Regions from separate parts of the Homo sapiens genome. Here region 1 is linked to region 2. A link is a loop called in an ENCODE intact Hi-C map of the cell type or tissue named here. Cell type or tissue: psoas muscle. All regions are shown on one strand. Each heading gives the region's core, and the rest is flanking DNA. Links, peaks and the distances in the headings are about the cores only. Region 1 overlaps SVIL (supervillin). Region 2 overlaps SVIL (supervillin).

Region 1 (5,377 bases), core at 112-5,111, 50 kb before region 2:
AGTCCCAGTGGGATGAATGTCCTGTGCTTTTTCCAAACTGGGTTTGGGTTTGAGGACTTCAGTATTTTAAGGACAAGGAATAAAAGGGGGGGTGGGGGAGGTAGGAAGTGAGGCAAGTGGTCACATTCTTGTGAGGCTCTGATGAGCATTCTGTGAATCTACATTTTACATGTGAAAACAAAGGAGGGGGAAGTCAGTTACGCATTTATCTCTTGCACAGTAAATCTACATTTTACATAAGGTACCCTAAGCCTGTGAGGTCACAGCTATCTTTCTGGGGACAAAAGGCAGGCAGCTTTTGTGTGACTCGGTTCCTAAGCTTCACTTTCCGTTTGGCATAGTGAGTTTGGGGTTCCCAAGGTTCTATTTTCCTTTCACGCTCTGTCAGAGAATTTCCTAGGGACTATTTTGGTTTGGTAAATGCTGAATTAGTGTAAATTAAAAATCAATCGCTATTTACATCCCCAACATAATGGCCCTTAATAGGCAACCATTTTTCATGAGTCTTGTTTCAGACATCCCAGACTCCATTTCCCAGAGAAGCAGAGAATGAATGGGTGCTGTATGTTCACTGCTGGGTGTCCAAGAAACTGCACAGGAAGTGTCTTAACGTGAAGAGAGTCCGCACTGGACACCGGCACAAAGGGCAGAGTGAAGGGACGAAGTGTCAGATGCGTCTCTGCCACCAGCACACGTTTCAGCGGTGCTAGATTTGACTAGGCACAGGACTCTAAACTGGTGGTTTGCTGACTATTAACCTCCACGGTATTGCTATCTCATGCTCCTTGACCCCTTCCTAATTTTGCTGTGGTTCGGCAGCTCCAGTCCACTGTTGAAATGCTGGTAGATTTCAAAACTCCGTTGGGACATATTAAATTCTGGTGAGCCAGTGGGTGGGATGCCTTCTGAATGACAAAGGGGCCCCGTGGCTAAAAGCTGAAGGAAATTCATGCAATGATGAATGTGCTGCAATTAATCACCAGAGATCTGTTCTTTTCCTTGTATGCGTAGTACAGTGCAGGGGCCAGGGTGGGGGAGAGTCTCTGAGTCCAGATCTTCATAGAATTAAAAATAATGAATATTTGTAATCAGGCATCGCTTGACCAACAACTCCGCCTCCTTAGCTGGAAATACAGACGTCCACTTTTCGCTGGTGTGTAATCATTTTCTGGAATGCTAAGAATTGTTCCCCTGACCTATGGCTTCTTTTTAAGCATCCGGGATATGCAGTCAATTTGCAGGTTGCTGTTTTGAAGTCAGGGAGTCTCGGAGATTGAATATATGCCACCTAAGTTCCTGCAAGATGGACTTTCTGGGAGTCCTCTGATGAGGTTGGGAGAAGGCAAAGAGGAGACGTTTCCATGTAAAGGCTGAGCAAGCTCCAGGCCACTGCAGAAGTTCAGCTTTCTTCAGCTCTGTAAGCTGGACCCTGTGGCTGGAGTCTGGCCAACTGCAGGGACAAGTTTCTATTATTATGTAAATGGAGTCCCAGTGCGGCCTTGGAAGAGTTTTTGGCACAGGGTAACCCTTTGTCTGCCAAAAGGTAGCCTCTCCCTTTGCTTCAAGCCCAGAGCGTGCATTGTGCAGTGGTGACCTGTAAGCCACCCGTCAACCTGCAGATTGCCTTATTAGGCAGACTGCGGAGGCTGGTGGCTGGGGACTGGCTGGCAGAGGCGGTGGCAGTGAGCTTGTGTCCTGTACGAAGCCGGAGAACCCGAGCCCCGGAGACGTGGCCTAGTACTGTTCTATTAATGATAGTGCTCTGTGATGACAGGAATATGCACTCTCCTTGGCAGGCATACTTTATGGGTTGGTTGGAGAACAGGAGGTTTGCAGGGGGAGGTGACTGTCCGAAGGACAGAATGGTACGAGGCTTTCTTCACTGCGTAGCTTGTGTGTTCAGTTCTGTATCAGGGCTTATTCTACGGAGTATGGACTTTATCGGGAAAATTTGTTTTTAACTTTTAAGTTCAAGAGTACATGTGCAGATTTGTTATATAGGTAAACATGTGTTATGGGGGTTTGTTGTAGAGATTATTTCATCACCCAGGTACTAAGCTTAGTACCCATTAGTTATTTTTCATAATCTTCTCCCTCCTCCCACCCTCCACCCTGCGAAAGGCCCCAGTGTGTGTTGTTCCCTTCTATGTGTCCATGTGTTCTCATCATTTAGCTTCCACTTATAAGTGAGAACAAGTAGTATTTGGTTTTTCTGTTCCTACGTTAGTTTTCCAAGGATGGTAGCCTCCTGCTTCATCCATGTCCCTGCAGAGGACATAGTTTCGTTCTTTTTTATGGCTGCGTAGTATTCCATATTAGGAAATGTGGAATGTTTTCCTTTTAATGCAAGATGTTTTGTGGACTCTCAGAATCTTGTTTATGTTTTATAGTAAACTTTTTTGAATGGTGAGGTCATGTGTATAGTAGGGAGGAAATATAACTAGATAGTCAGGTGGTACAATGGAAATGGCAGAGTTTTAGGAGCCAAGGGACCTGCGTTCCACGGCTGCCACAAGTGAGCTAAGTGGAATAAGTCACTTGCATTAGGGAGGTGATTTCCCCAAGGACAGAATGGTATAGCTCATGTATCTAGGGCTTAGTGGGCAATCACTAGTGATCACTAGTGAATCTGTGATCACTATACATTATACATATCCAAACATCACTCCGTACCCCATAAATATGTACATTTATTATTTGTCAATTAAAAACTAAAATAAAAATGTAGAGTAGACTGAATGCACTCAATAACCTCTCCATCGTACATTTCTCTCCTCAAATTGCATTAACCAGCCTCCCCTCTCCTTTTTGTTCTCTTCAGTAAAGCTGTTTAATGAGTGTGTGTGGTTAATAGCCACAGCCGAGCATCCACGGGGACCGTTTTCCCAACGGAACCTGTAAGGCTGAATCCATCTTTTCTCGTTTGAGTTTCTTCCAAACTTGCTGCAGTAGCTGAAAGTTAGTGAAGACGGCACTTTCCTGCACTGAAATGCTCGTTCAGATGCCTCAGGTTCTATGGGTTATGGCTCATGGACCAAAGCTGCACATGAGGCAAACGAACACCTGGAGGAGCCTGCGTTCAGGATGGGGCAGTGACCGCGCTCAGAGCGCTCTGGCTCACATCCCTTGTCTAAGCGGCTTCTCATTCATTGAGCTGAGGCGTCGGACACCTGCCGGGAAGACAGACGCGAACCGCGGCTCACTCTGACTCCTGACTGCTCCGGACCCCGGCTTCAGTTCTCCCCTCCCTCCAGAGATCTTGGGGCACCAGGGCTCATAAGCTGCTGCATGAGAACAGGGACGCTCTTACTGCTGGAGTCAGATTCAGAGTGTGTGTGTGTGTGTATTTTTAGCACAGTTGGGAGATGACATCTGAGATGCTGCTGGCTCAGCTCTGCTGGTGTCTCTTTTGAGCATGGAGCGGTGTCCTCGTTGTCTTCTTTTCATTGCTTATATCTGCTGCTTGCTGTTCAGGGAAAGCACAAATTCACTTTCTCCTCTTGTTAAAAAAATAGTTTGGCGGGCGTGGTGGCTCATGCCTATAATCCCAGCATGTTAGGAGAATGAGGTGGAAGGATTCTTGAGGCCAGGAATTCAAGGCCAGCCTGGGCAACATAGTGAGGCCACTGTCTCTATAAGGAATAGGCTGGGCATGGTGACACACTCCTGTAATATCTGCACTTTGTGGGGCCAAGGCAGGTAGATCACTTGAGCCCAGGAATTCAAGACCAACCTGGGCAACATGGCAAAACTCTGTCTCTACAAAAATTAGCCAGGTGTGGTGGCACACACCTGTGGTCCCAGCTGAGGTGGGAGGGTCACTGGAGCTCAGGAGATCAAAGTTGCAATGTGCCATGATCATGCCATTGCACTCCAGCCTGGCCAACAGAGGGAGAACCTGTCTCAAAAAAAAAAAAAAGGAAGAAGAATAAAAATATTAGCTGAGCATGGTGATGTGCACCTATAGTCCCAGCTACTTGGGAGGCTGAGGTGGGAGAGGACTGCTCAAACCCGAAGTCGAGGCTTCAGTGAGCTGTGATTGCAGCACTGCACTCTCTAGCCTGGGTGATGGAGCAAGACCCTGTCTATTTCTTTAATGTATTTTCTCACCACCTGAAGACCAAGCAGCATGATGTATCCCAGCTTGATGTCTGGGTGTGACAAGTATCTGAATTTTCTTTTTCCACTTGGGCTACAGGGATGGCTCTGATGCTTCTTCACGGGCTGTCCACGGCCTCCCTTCCCACCTCAGAATGCCCTGGCTGGGCCCACAGCACGTTCCGTCTGAATGTGGGTGGCTGTCTTGCCGAACCCGTGTCGACTCCATGGGAAGGCCGCAGGTTAAAGAGGCCGAAGAGGAGACCCAGAGCCAGTGAACGAGGCACGGGGTTCTGTTGTGGGCTTGCATACAGGGGAGAGAGTCCAGTGGCAGCGGGCTGAGTGGGAGAACCACAACCGCTTTCAAAAGGCATGCAGTTTATATAGCAATAGCATGTCCACTTGGCACCTCCCCGACAATCTCCACCTGGCAGCCTTCACATACCCCAAAACAAACAGTCCAGACCCCCTGTGCATGCAGTGGTGGCAGCAGGGCAGGGAAGCTGCTCAGATGTTCCTCATAGATAAGGAACGAATCTCCAGTTGGCCTCTCCTGGATTCCTTAGCTTGGAACCCTGAACCCCATGCAGGTGCCGCTGCCATACAGGGCCATTCTCAGGGTGTGCCTAAGTGATTGCTGTCAGGCGCATTTACCATGCAGAGGGATGGGACCATTTAAGCCCACGCCCCGGTTAGGCCTCTTCCCAGTTCCAGCTCCCACACTGTCCGCTCTTCTTCCTGGCACGGAGGTGAGGGCCCATGGCCTCCCTGTTCACCTATTGCCATCATCTCCTCCACAAGTAAGCTCTCCAGTCTCGTCCTCCAGGAAGCCTTCCTTCGTCACACTCACCCCATCTGATTATGCTGTTTCCCTGTTTCTTCCCAGGCTTTATATCATCGGTGGCTTGTATTCATGGTTTTCTAATTCTGTGGGCGTATCCTAATCACCTGTGGTGGGAGGACTTTCATTTTAAACAAATACCGCAAGTGGTCTGAGGGCCACCCAAGTTTGATATCCTTTGCTTAATCAGATGTTACACCCACGCATAAACGTGTCTTGAGTCATTTCAACAGACAGTGTGGAATGTGCCTTTGATTTATTTTGTGTCATGACCTCCCCAAGGCACCTGCACTGTGAGCACGGGATCTGCTTTCCTGGTGCAATAATATGACCATGAAGAAAGCCAATCATGAAAGTGTGAAATATCACAAACACGCCCTCCCCTACCCCGCATCAATCAGCAAGGGGCTGGGGACCTGTTCTGAAAGACTGGTAGGT
Region 2 (5,377 bases), core at 190-5,189:
TGCAAGTCAGAAAAACAAAGGAAACATTAAGTCAAAAATTCACTTAATACACCCAACCTACCTTAGATATGCTCAGAACACTCACATTAGCTTGGATTTGGACAAAACCATCTGGCCATGCAGCACACTATGGAGATGGGTCGTTCCCCTCATGGTTGTATGGCTGGTGGCGATCTGGGAGCGGCGGCTCACTGCCTCTGCGAGCATCGCAGGGGAGCATCGCACCACACACCACCGGCCCAGGAGAAGAACAGAATTCACAATTCCAAGCACAGGCTCTCCTGAATGCCTATCACTTCCACAACATCTTAAAGTCAATAAATCTTACATTGAACCATTTTAAGTCGGAGACTGTCTATATACTCAGACTTTGAGTATTCACCACCCTGGTGGTAGTCCTTTGGTTTTTGGCTGGTTTCATATTTCAGGTGTAATAAGCAAATGGAGCCCAGTAAGTCCCCTGTGTCTGTGTGGGATTTCCATTTTATAAATGCTGAGCCAACATTCTTACACAAGCCCTTGATGGAGTTTGACGGTGATATTGATCAAATTTTATTCTTGTCAGTTAAGGTCATGTTCGAAAAGTTGTATTGCACTTCTTTTACAAAGCCCTCTGTTATACAGAAAGCATTCAGCCTAAACATAACCCTGTGAAGGCGGCAGATTCGTTATAGGAACTTGATGTCATTTCCAACAGCAGGCGTCTGCTGGCCCCTCTTGCCCTCTGCACACTGGACTGAGTTGCACTGCCTTCGTTCCTGGCTGCAGGCGATGCGCCAAACTCTTCCCATCAAATAAAAGTTGATGAATTGGACCCTTTATATTTGGAAATGAAATGACTTTACATACATCTTAACTTTTTATTTGCTGTGGGCAAAATTGATGTGATGCAGAGGATGGGGAGGTGGGGTGATAGTTTTAGGAGTAGCAAGGCTGAAGGATCTTACTGGAGAAACAGATCAGTCCAAGCCTAGACCGAGATAGAGGTCAGTGGTTACAGCAAGACGTACAATAGCGGTGCCAGGTACCTGCCTGTCCCCTCCAACCAAAACTCAAACCAAAATGATTTTAGAAAATTAAGTTGATTATAACTTTTATTTTCTTTTAGAAATTTCTTTTTGAGCTGCAATGTGTTTCCAGCCTGGTGTTGAAAAATTCTTGCAGATAGGCTCATAAAGTTTTGAGCTGGTAAACATTGTAACTAGCCTGTAGAATTTCCTTTTTTTCTTTCTACATTGTAAGAGGAGACAGGGCAGTAATCTGAGTGTTCCTCCTTTGACTTGCTTTATGTTGTTAAAACAAGGTTGTCCTTACCCATGATGTTTCTCTAAAATACCTTCAGCCTGGTATAATTACTCGTTCATATTCTGCTTGGCATCATACTCAGTCGTGTGTTGAGGAATGAATGTGTGGACTATATATTACCTAGCCTACCTGCGGTTTAAGGTTTTTAATGGCTATGTTGATTTATGATTCATTTTCGTCGTTCCTTAGCTCATTACTTGCACTTACTAGGAGCTCAATAAATATCAGCAGAATGGACCTGAATTAGTACTTGTAACTCTTGTGTTGGTCACATTATTCAGTGATAATTTTAAAAGGAAAATGTGTAATAGCAACTAAAAATGTGATCCCATTGACTTATTTTATTTTATTTTTATTTATTTTAATTATCTTCTTTATTTGAAATGTGTTGTTTTACATAGATGCTATTTTTATATTAGGCTATTTACCAACGTGCCACTGCAAAACTTATGGAAATTAAATTACCTTTTACTTTTAGTCAGCTGCTTACAAGAGAATTGCCTGGTATTTGTGGGCAGAGTGTGACTATAATAGACTCCGTTCTTTTTTTTTTTTTTTTTTTTGTGACAGAGTCGTGCTGTTATCGCCCGGGCTGGAGTGCAGTGGCATGATCTCGGCTCACTGCAACCTCCACCTCCCAGGTTCCAGCAACTCTCCTGCCTCAGCTTCCCGAGTAGCTGGAATTACTGGTGCCCACTACCACACCCGGCTAATTTTTTGTATTTTTAGTAGAGATGGGGTTTCACCATGTTGGCCAGGCTGGTCTTGGACTCCTAACCTCAGGTGATCCACCCACCCCGGCCTCCCAAAGTGCTGGGATTACAGGCGTGAGCCACTGCACCCGGCCAACAGACTCCTTTCTAATAATTTAAAATTACTTGGGAAAACACATGATTTGATGGCCTTAGATACATTTATTTTTACCTCTTGATTTTAGTAGTGAGCCACATGTCCTGGAAACTCCATGAAGTGAATATGAACTCTATAGCAAAATGTGCTTATACATTTTCAAAAGACAGAATTATTCTTTTTTTCCCTATAATATTCCTGTTTGTTTATTTTTTTAAGTTTTAATTTAGGTTCAGGGGTACATGTGCAGATTTGTTATGTAGGTAAATTGTCACAAGGCTTTGGTGTATTAAATATTTTGTCACCCAGGTAATAAGCACAGCAGCCCACAGGTTGTGTTTCCATCCCCGCCCTCCTGCCTCTCTCCTCCCTCAAGTGGGCCCTCATGTCTGCTGCTCCCTCTTTGTGACCATGTGTACTCCATGTTTAACTCCCACTTATAAGTGAGGATTATTCTTAATAAAAATCAGCCTTTAGGTTTTAAGTTATGGTAAAGTCTGTGTATATGTTGACGTTTTAATAGAGATTATCTGGTTTTGTTTTTTGTACACAATAGTACAGGGAAACCCAAACATGAGTGGTTTCTCCAGAAAGATTCCGAAGGGGACACACCTTCACTTATCAACTGGCCTTCCAGGTACCCGCACGCCGGCCCTCTGGGGCTTGTGTGCATGAGTGTTGCTTCCTCCTGCCTGACCACACATCAGCTAACACCCACTCTCCTCTTGCCTTCTTTAATACCAGTGCACTTGAAAATCACGTGGAAGTTACTTTCTAATCATTTGCTTTTCCCCTCCACATGCCCTAATCCATGCTAATAGTATCTCTCCTTCCCCCTCTTTTTCAATCTTTGTCAATCTTTCTTGATTGACAAACCTTTTACTTGACCTTTTGCTTTTCCCTTCTCACCAACTCACATAGGACTGGCCAGTGAGGGGCAGTAGTGAGCACCCAGCCAGGCCCTGGGCTCCTTTCCATAGCTGGACTCGCTAGCCGGCGTCCCATCTGCTCAGCTTCCCACTGCTCCCAGCCCTTCCAGCCTCCTTGCTTTCATATCTCCTCATCTCTAAACCAGTAGTTAATTTTCAACAGTTAAATTTAGGGCATGTGGTTTTAAAAGCAAACAAAACCCCCTATCATTTCATTTTTAAGACTGGGGGCAGGGAGAGGCGGAAGGAGTCAGAATGAGTAAGTCATGGAAGGACAAAGCTCCACACACAGAGTTTCTGACAGTCACTTTGTTCTTGGCTGAGGACAACATTCAGATTGTCTCTGATCAGGAGCACGCATTCCACAGGAGAACTGGAACCGCGCTTCAGTCTCCTTTTGATTAACAAACGTTTTAAGTATGAAAACCTCCAACACTGGCTCATCTCTGGGAAAAATAACAACTAAGAATGTTTTCTTTCCCTGAGTTGTTCATAGTTACCACCTCTATGTGCGTCTGTGTGGATTGTCCTTTAATGACACATATATAGATACACTGCCTCGTACGTTAAAAAAAATATATAGGAGTTTTTATCAAATTTAGCAGGGTGCACTTGTCATTAAATAAACTATTCTTTTCCATACAGTGCACATCATAAATAATTACTTTTGCCAATTAAGCTTAAGTAAACAGTCTAAATTCCTCTCCCCGCAAGAAATCCCTTTTCCCACTCCAAAAGCCCTCTTTGCTTTTTAAAGCTGAGCCCTAATCAGTTTTCCATTCTCAAGTAGTTGGAATTGTGTCTCCTTTCCCACTACATGGTACTTCAAAAACCAAAAATAAGAACTAGATAACACTATTAAACATTTACTCTTTGCTAAGCACTAAGCCACGTGCTTTGCAAATATCACATTACATTATGTCACTATTATTTCCATTTAAAAGGTAAAGCAACTGAGGCTTACTAAGGGCAGGTGAGTTGCCCAACACTACACAGCTCAACCTGACTGAGCCAGGATCTGAGCAGAGGTCTCTTCCAACCCCACAGCCAGAGCTCTTGGTTTCTTTGTTTTGCAGTAATGGAAAAAGGTCTGTAGCTTTTGAAAAGGATGTCAGTTTTGCTCTCAGATATTTGAATAACTTTAGAAACAACTGGAGCAATCTCTCTTTATTTTTATTTTATTTTTGTTTTTTAGGGACAGAGCCTCTCTCTGTTGCCTATGCTGGAGTGTAGCTGTACAATCATAGCTCACTGCAGCCTCAAACTCCTGGATTCAAGTGGGCCTCCTGCCTCAGCCTCCTAAGTAGCTGGGACTACAGGCACACGCCACTGCACCTAGATATTGTTTTTTACTTTTGTAGAGACAAGATCTCACTATGTTGCCCAAACTGGTCTCAAACTCCTGGCCTCAAATGATCCTCCTGCCCAGGCCTCCCAAAAGGTTGTGATCACAGGCATGAGCCCCAGGGCCCGGCCTCTCTTTTGGGATTCATTTTTAACTAAGAGCATAACAGCAGGACAGGGGGATGGTGGTGGGAAATGTTCACTTCATTAGTTCTGTCAGCAACTATCTTTTCTCTAACATTCTTTTGGTGCTAGAATTATTCATAATGATGCCCAGACTGGCCACATGCCTTCTGAATGAATGAATATACTCTGCATTGCATGAAAAAGCTTGTGAATGTCTAGTTGAGTGCTTTAAAAGAGAGGTGATTGTTGTATCTTGAACTAAATAAAAAGCATAAATAATCGTGAGTGCTCTTACATTTTCAGACGACAATGAAATTACAGCGTTTGGTCAATAGGTGTCTGTATGCCAGGAACCTTCCCCCACAGTCCGTGTTCTGGGCGTGTACATGAGGAAAGCTTACTGATTCAAGGGACCAGGCTCATTATGCCCTAATGCATGCTGGTGGTGGATATTAACGCATTTTTCTGTGGCTTCTGGGTATTTATTTAGTCAGAAGGGACCCATTCTCCCCCAGGATAGCATCTGACCCCTGCCAGCTTTTACAGGGGTAGAGTTAGTTTTGCACCTCCTGGGCATACATATGCAAATTGGAAACTCAACTCAGGATCATCTGACAAGTAGTTGACATTAGACACCAAAATGCTTTTTCACAAGTTATTCTCTCTCAGGTCAGTTTCCATTCACTGGTAATCTGTGATCTACGCATGCTTTCCTCCTGTGAGGCCGTTACTGCACTTTGCAACTTAAATCCTTTTTCTTTCTTAAAGAGTTAAAGTTAGAGAAAAATTGGTGAAAGAGGAAAGTGCTCGAAACAGCCCTGAAC

What was found. A loop is a pair of places that touch in the nucleus more often than their neighbours do. Peaks named below come from ENCODE experiments on the same cell type or tissue, not always from the same donor. Only the 100,000 strongest peaks of a DNase experiment are listed, where the experiment ranks them.
Region 1: it touches region 2 in a loop (2.5-fold over the local background); 25 of 110 quality-filtered maps call a loop at or near these places.

The regions. Positions count from the first base shown.
Region 1 is chr10:29,583,629-29,589,005 of GRCh38, reverse strand. The region is part of intron 1 of SVIL (supervillin); the gene reads left to right. Among named protein-coding and RNA genes, the nearest start is that of MIR938, 16 kb to the left of the region's middle. RefSeq lists enhancers at 2,696-3,196, 3,197-3,697, 3,975-4,474, 4,475-4,976. In psoas muscle, for the core only: no CTCF peak of the experiment used is centred there; DNase peaks (open chromatin) are centred at 1,685, 3,225 and 4,313; H3K4me3 peaks cover 2,964 bases; H3K27ac peaks cover 4,898 bases.
Region 2 is chr10:29,533,403-29,538,779 of GRCh38, reverse strand. It overlaps SVIL (supervillin), which reads left to right. Exons shown (of 38, transcript NM_021738.3): 7 at 2,711-2,791; 8 at 5,322-5,377. Among named protein-coding and RNA genes, the nearest start is that of MIR604, 9.0 kb to the left of the region's middle. RefSeq lists enhancers at 1-168, 169-670. In psoas muscle, for the core only: CTCF peaks have their summits at 2,902 and 3,102; a DNase peak (open chromatin) is centred at 3,119; H3K4me3 peaks cover 1,925 bases; H3K27ac peaks cover 4,763 bases.